Linked DNA regions of Homo sapiens: regions 2 and 3 are each linked to region 1. The links are chromatin loops, found by intact Hi-C in ENCODE. Cell type or tissue: Caco-2. All regions are shown on one strand.

Region 1 (2,500 bases):
TGGTGACAGCACGAGGGAGCACCCTTCCTTGGCCTCTGTGACCTCCTCTGACCCTCACTTCCAGGGTCAGAGGTGGTCACAGGCACTGGGGACTCTGGCAAGTCACAGCACATGGGGACAGGCTCCATTCTCTGCGAATCTGAGGTAACTGTTCCCTATACATCCCCCACAACATAAACAACCCCCACAATATATACATCCCCTTCCACACAATATATACATCCTCCCACAATATATACACTCCTCCACACAATATATACACTCTTCCATAACATATACACCCTCCACATTATATACATCCCACACAATGTATACATCCCCCTCCACACAATATATACATCCTCCCAAAATATATACACTCCCCCACACAATATACACACCCTCCACAATATATACATCCCTCACAATATATACACCCTAAACAATATATACATCACATACGATATATAATCTCCCTCTACACAATATCCCACACTATATACATCCCCCACACAATATATACATCCTTCCACAATATATACATCCTCCCACAATATACACATCCGCCACACAATATATACATCCCCCAAAATATATACACCCCCCACAATGTATACACCCCACACAATATACACACTCCCCACAATATATACACCCCACACAATATATACTCCCCCACATAATATATACACCCACACACAATGTATACACCCCACACACAAATCGTTAGTTTAAATTTTAGAGGAAAATGTGAAAGGCACAAAAGGAAGACTCTTAAGAAATGAAGTGACGGGCTGTTCTGGTTGGAGTCACAAAGCGGGTGAGAGCAGGAGGTTGAGGCGACGCAGGGAGCTGGGAGAAAGGCCTGGAAGGGCCCAGCAGCGGGGCTGAGGGTGGCGGGGACAGGAGGGCCGACCGCCCCTTGGCGGCCACCGCTGCCAGGACACCTCCATGTGCCAATCACCATTCCCTGGGCCGACTCTGGCCCTCCCAGTTCAAACCCAAGGAAGGGCCTTGAAACATGACGACCGTTCCCCAAAAGTGACATCTGTGTTTCCGAAAGTGGCTTTTATGACTTCCAGATGACAGACGGGATCTTCCCAGACGCACAGGAGCGGCGTCTCTTCTGTGCTTCCACCTGAAATGCCCAACAACCGGAATCCTCATTTCATGGAGAGCAATAGACCACAAATAAAGCCCGCAGACCTGAGACGCATTTTCCGGGGAACAGCAGAGTTCGATGAGAATTGCGGAGGGTTTTCCACGAGTCACTCTCCCCGTGGTTCCTAGTGCTCACCTTCAGAAAGTCACGGCCACGTTTGGTGGCAAAGCTCCCTCACATCTCTGATTTCCTTGCTACAAGCTGAGATTTGCAACTTGAAGTTTGGGACCTTCATAGACATAGTCTTCTCAAAGAGATTTTTAAAAGCGTTTTTTTTTTTAAATTTTTAATTTTTTCCCTTAAATCGGTGTCATTTCTAAGGAAATCTTGCCCTCTAGCTCTCAAATCTTAAAATTGAGCTCAACCTAGTGACAGAGCCACACAATGGCAGATAAACGGACAATGAGCGCCATCTACTGGGTTATTGTCATAGTCCCCCTCAACACAAGGAAAAAGAAAAAGCCAACAGAAAGAAGGGCTGATGGATTATCTCATGCTGTGAGATAACACTGATGAATGTATATTTTCACCGTCAGCAGATTTCCCATTTCGCTTATTTGTAGAGCTACTTTCTATTGCGTCATCTATATTTCCCTCCCCTCTCTATAAAAGACAGCTGTCACTCATGAAGATCACATGATACATCTCCAGCAGATGTTTAAACTTCATTCATTTGTCAGAAAATTACAAAGCAGCCACTCCTCATTTTCTCAGCAATTCCTGCTGGGAATAAGGGAGAACGGAGATCGCAGAAGGTGCGTGTACTTCAGACGTAAGCCCAAATTAGTGAATCCACCTGATCAGCTCCCGGACCAGCAGGAACGCAGGTGCACTCGGGATCAGCAACTGTAGGGTTGCACTGAAGGTGCTGTGAAAGCAAGCAGGTCAGCCTGGGACAGACACCCACCTGCCCACTGCGAATTCACTTGATTTGACTCCACTATTCCGTAAATGGCATGAATTATTACATATGAGTAAAGGAAGAGACCAGATTCGTTCCCAATCATGAAAATGCATTGTAGGAGTTGGGAAAAATGGAACAATTTTGTAACCTGGATGGGATAGACAGGGTGAGTTGAGCCTACTGTTTTGTTCAAAATCTAATAACGATGGCTACCAGTGGGGAAGACATTTCATTTCACACCTTCTTATCTAATTTTGAAAGTTGGGTCATGTTAATGTACTATTATTATTATTATTATTTTGAGACAGAGTCTCACTCTGTCACCCAGGCTGGAGTGCAGTAGCACAATCTTGGCTCACTGCAAACTCCACCTCCTGGGTTCAAGAGATTCTCATGTCTCAGCTTCCCAAGTAGCTGGGACTACGGGTGTGCACCACCGCACCTGGCTAATTTTT
Region 2 (2,500 bases), 97 kb before region 1:
TCTCTCTTGGGAAATTTTTTCAAATATGGAAAACTGAGAGTTGGGAATCTATTATTTTAGGAAGGAAGAGCATTGAATAAGCAGTGAAGAAAGCTGATTTGCTAAGAAACCTGGGCAAACATCTACTTAACTATAAAATACTACAGTTGAGTTTGAATCCCTTCAGCTATAAATTTGAATTAGTATTCTGTGCTATGTGTTGCTATCATATCTATATGATGCTGTTTTCCAAAAGGATTTAAAATACCAAACATTCACGTAGGGGGAAGAAAAATCCTTTCCCAAAGGAAAACTGTGGATAGTAAGAGACTTATGAAGGTATTTTTTTTTTTTTTTTTTTTTTGAGATGGAGTCTTACTCTGTCGCCCAGGCTGGAGTGCAGTGGTGCAATCTCGGCTCACTGTGAGCTCCACCTCCTGGGTTCACGCCATTCTCCTGCCTCACCCTCCTGAGTAGCTGGGACTACAGGCGCCTGCCACCACGCCTGGCTATTTTTTTGTATTTTTAGTAGAGACGGGGTTTCACCGTGTTATCCAGGATGGTCTCGATCTCCTGACCTTGTGATCCGCCTGCCTTGGCCTCCCAAAGTGCTGGGATTACAGGCGTGAGCCACCACGCCCGGCCTTATGAAGGTATTTAACCAAATTCCTTCTCATCGTCATTGCCTCTGTGTTACCAGTTTTTCTTTCAATCCTCTGCTGATTTGCTTGAGTTTTATCTTTATTGCCACCCTCAGAGGGTAGTGCTCCAATTATTCACAGTATTTTTGACCTCCATATATTTAAGAAATTGCCTCGTTGGATCCCAGGTAAGCAGGGTTCATAAACAAACATAGACAATTTAAGCTTCTTTCTAAAGAGGAAATGAGCAGGCAGCGTGTGTTGGGAAATCCTTTTGTCAATGCACCAGGTGTTGGCTGCTTTTCTCCGACAGCAGCCAAAACCCAGACCCTCAGGAAACAGAGGCCAGGAAATCCCTCTCCCTATCAACCCAGAGGGTGGCGCTTCCAGCCCGTGGCTGTGAGCATGGGGCTCTTCTCAATCTTTTCACCTTTGGCATTTTACATAGCAGTTGGCTGCCATCTTTCCCCATGTGATAATTGTCTAGGAAAAGATTGTATGTTTGCGACCAACCTCCATGTATCAGGACATCACTAAGGACATATGTTTTGTTCTCTTCAACTCTGATGCACAAGCTATAAAGTACTTTGTCATTACCTAATAGGATCAGACATAGGAATATTTAATGGCACTTATAAACATGGTTCTTAACTTTCTTTAGAGTCCTTGGAGAATGTGGCAAAATCAATGCATCCTTTCTTCAGAAAAAAATGTACATTTACGCTTACGTGCAAAATTCTGTGTATAATTTTAAGGGACTTTCAGACAGCTACTGACTTCATTATATTTTGTAAAGATTATTCTTTTTTTAAAGATTATTCTTTATATAAGCATATTGACATATGTATAATGTGTATATATATTGAATTTCCTGTTATGAATGTTTATTATGTGTCTGTCCTTTTAAAATATTGTTTTTTTCAAGCTTTCAGTGGTATAGAGAAAACTGTTATGACAAAATGTGAACTGTATGTTATCCAAGAGCATTTTTTTCTTTATAAGTTGCCTTTCATAATGGACAAAGTACAAAAAACTACTTCTGAAGGGGAAGAGGATGGAGCTAGTATGTATTGAGCACCTACTGTCTGCCAGGCACCACACGGGGTACCTTACATATGAGATCTCACTACATCTCAACAATGATTCTGTGACTGTGGAATTGTTTCCATGTAACAGATGTGGGACTGAAGCTCAGGAATATTAAGTCAGTCGTTTTGATTCAGTCACACTCTAGAACCCACTCTCTTTGGTATTCTGTAGTTTGCAAAGATAACACAAAACTTCTTGCTCTAAAATACTGGGCTTTAGAAAAGAAGAGAGCCCCCTGGGAGTCCTGGTGGCCTGAGAGGCAGGGAAGAGTCAGTGAGTGGAGGAAGAGCATGAATGAATTTTCCCGAGGGCAGGAGAGGCAGTTGTGTGTCCCTGGGGTTGTCTTGCATGGGATCACCAATGCCTGCATGAAGACAGGAAGATGGGATTAGAAGACTTGGCCTCCCTCAAATCGGAGCAGCTGCTCCAGCTCACCATAGAAGTGGGCAAGAAGGAGAGAACACGAAGGAGGAAAGAGACATGGGTTCTCATTAGACAAGTGGGTCAGATTCTTCCTCTTTTTTGTTCTGCACCAATGTCTTTCCTTGCGGTCTTCATTAACCTGTGACTCTGATGACCCTGCGGGTGACACTCATTTTTGTGCTTAGGAAATATCTGTGGCGGTAAGCAGGGTGAGCCCCCATTCACAGCAAGGAAAAACGGAGTCATGTTCTTCTGCTCTGGGATTTTGGTCAGTAACGGTGGAACAGCCCATATGAACCTACTTAACAGATTTTTTTCCCCCTTAATAAAAAGATGATTCTATTTTCTAGAGATGCTCCTCTGGAATT
Region 3 (2,500 bases), 290 kb before region 1:
CTACTTGGAAGGCTGAGGCGGGAGGATCACTTGAGCCCTGAAGTTCGAGGCTATAGAGAGCTAAGATCGCACCACTGCACTCCACGCTCGGCGACAGAGTGAGACCCTGTCTCAAAAGAAGAAGAGTAATAGAAGTATCAGTGAAATCAAGCATTCAAAACATATACATTTTTGGAACTCAATATGTAAAGTCAATAAGTGGCTTTTAGGGTAGTGGTTTATCAGTTCATTCATTTATTCAACAAATATTTCTCAGGTGCCTATTATATAATGGCCCTACAGGTTACAGAATACAAATATAATCAATTTTTCTCCTGGAGAGGGGAAAGAGACATACACAGGTGATTACAAAACAAGATGACAAATAATATAAAAGAAATATGCACAGAATTATGAAAGCAGATAACATGAGTTCCCTAGAGCAAGTGATAAGTGCATCTGAAAATAAAAGTAATACTATTGGTGGGCCACGGGCAAAGGACACTCTAGGTAAGAAACAGCACGCATGTAGGAATGGACAGCTTAAAACATTTTGGAAAAGGCAGGTAGCTCAGCGTGGTCGCAGATTAGCATGGCAGGCTGGCAAAAGGTAAGCAAAATGCTAGCTCACAAAGGGAACTGTGTACTGCTAAGAGTTTCGATTTTTAGCCTGTAACCAACGAAGTATAGTTAAAATGTTTTTAAGAATAATGACAGGATCAGATCTGTGCTATGGACAGATTATTTTGGCAGCCCTGTGGAAGCGGGAACGAAACTTGGGGCCTAAGAAATACAGCGTGTGTCTGTGAGTCTCAATTTTCCAGTATAGGAACCACTTTAACAAAACAAAATATCCTATGAAACACTTCATTCAGTTCTCCAGCTCACCACCTTAAACATCATGACTTGAAACTAAAATGAGTGGTAGTTTCCTCTCCTCAACAAACACACATACAATGCTTCACATCAACAAGATAATGTGGAGCTTCTATTAAAATATTCCATTCCTTCCATTAAATTATTAAATACCACTAGCTATAGATATTACCAGACATTCATTTAAAACTCATAAGTACTGTAGCCCAGATTACCTGGAGAATCTTGTCAACTGCCCACGGTCCCTCTATCCTACTTCGATAGCCACTGACATCTCACTGGTAACCGAGACGTAAGTGAAAGTACATCTAATCAGCGAAACTGACAAAGTCAGCCTTGGAAAAACAGTAAATGGAGATGTCGTTCACGAAACGAACAGATACAGAAAGACGAGGCAGTGTCCCTAACGGAGCAGAGCTGTCAACGAGTCTATGTAGTTAGGAGCCCAGGAATGGCCAGTCTTGTAAGAAACGGCCGGTAGACGGAGCGCCTGTGACAACTAGTTGTAGTAGTTTGCGGGCAAGGGAGAAAAAGGACCGAGGTAAAAGAGGGTGTAGGGCACGCTGGGGGTGGATCTACCCGCAGCAAACAGGAGACAATGAGAGAGATCCAGACACAATTCAGAGCGGAGGAGCGGTAGGAGGGTGTGGAGCTGGGAGCGAAGACCCGACTCCCGGGCTGGTGGCGGGAAGTTAGCGGATAAGGAAGAGGCACCCGAAGGATGACTAGAGTTTGGAGCGGCAGTGGAAGCCCAGGGACGTGGGAGGCCGAGGAAACAGCAGATCTCGAGGCGGGGTGCGGGATGCACACCCCGGGGACGCGGAGGGACAGGGAGAGCGAAGGTGTCACCCTTGACTTGCCGGGGCAGCCCTCCCGCACCCAGCCCGGTACTCACAGAGCTCAGAGTACCGATGGCAGCCCCGGCCCAGCTGCTGCAGATAGCGCTGCAGCACGTCCGTGAGGAGGTGGCAGGCGCTGAGCTGCACCGAGTCCCAGCCCAGCGCCTGGCAGATCTGCGCCACCGAGACCCTCAACAACGACCTGGAGTAACTCTCGCACATCCCGCTGCGTGGACGCCACCGCAGCCCTTGCTGCCACTGCTCTCCAGCCCCGCCGCCAGACCTTAGCAGGGTCCCCGATTCATCCTCTAGGGCTTCCGCGGCGGGGAAAGGGTCCCCCGGACCCCCGGCGACCACCTCAAAGCCCCAGCAGCACGGAGCGCGCCAGCCTGAGAGCCGCCATTTTGGACTCGCTCCGCCTCCCGCTGGACGGCCGCCGGGGCGAGGCAGCATAAGCCGAATGCCGAGCGCGGCGATGAGAAAGCTCCGCCCCTTGGGAGCGGAACGATTCCTCGGGATCGCCTCTGAGGCCTGGAAGCCGGCCGGAAGCGGGCGTGGGGCGCGCAGGTGGAGGAGGCGCCCAGGGCGGCAGGTGCTGGGGCGCTCACCTGGGGGACAGCGGTGACGAAAACGCCAGTGTTTTAGAGGCAAACGAGGGATCTGGGATACGACATTGACAGGTTAGAGAGTTAGCACTAATAACGTTAGTCATATTAGAGAGTTATGTGCTAGAGAGAAGTTTGGGGCGTGGGAACTTACGGAGCTCGCCAAACGCAGACCTGCGCTGGTGTTGCCTCAGCTAAAAA

Evidence for each region. Hi-C counts contacts between places; a loop is a spot of excess contacts. Peaks named below come from ENCODE experiments on the same cell type or tissue, not always from the same donor. Only the 100,000 strongest peaks of a DNase experiment are listed, where the experiment ranks them.
Region 2: a loop joins it to region 1, with 10 times the contacts of the local background. A loop is called at or near these places in 41 of 110 quality-filtered maps.
Region 3: a loop joins it to region 1, with 9 times the contacts of the local background. A loop is called at or near these places in 11 of 110 quality-filtered maps.

Annotation. Positions count from the first base shown.
Region 1 is chr10:7,524,654-7,527,153 of GRCh38, reverse strand. No RefSeq gene overlaps it. Among named protein-coding and RNA genes, the nearest start is that of LINC02642, 53 kb to the right of the region's middle. In Caco-2, a CTCF peak has its summit at 1,561 (motif pointing left); a DNase peak (open chromatin) is centred at 1,533.
Region 2 is chr10:7,621,646-7,624,145 of GRCh38, reverse strand. All of the region lies in intron 5 of ITIH5 (inter-alpha-trypsin inhibitor heavy chain 5), which reads left to right. Among named protein-coding and RNA genes, the nearest start is that of ITIH5, 44 kb to the left of the region's middle. In Caco-2, no CTCF peak of the experiment used is centred here; a DNase peak (open chromatin) is centred at 993.
Region 3 is chr10:7,818,126-7,820,625 of GRCh38, reverse strand. It overlaps TAF3 (TATA-box binding protein associated factor 3), which reads right to left and starts at 2,121. Exons shown (of 7, transcript NM_031923.4): 1 at 1,751-2,121. The coding sequence starts at 1,916. LOC105376392 (a long non-coding RNA gene) reads left to right here and starts at 2,263. Exons shown (of 3, transcript XR_001747356.1): 1 at 2,263-2,374. RefSeq lists enhancers at 1,409-1,926, 2,055-2,114, 1,927-2,445. In Caco-2, a CTCF peak has its summit at 1,442; DNase peaks (open chromatin) are centred at 1,335, 1,774 and 2,195; H3K4me3 peaks cover 2,039 bases.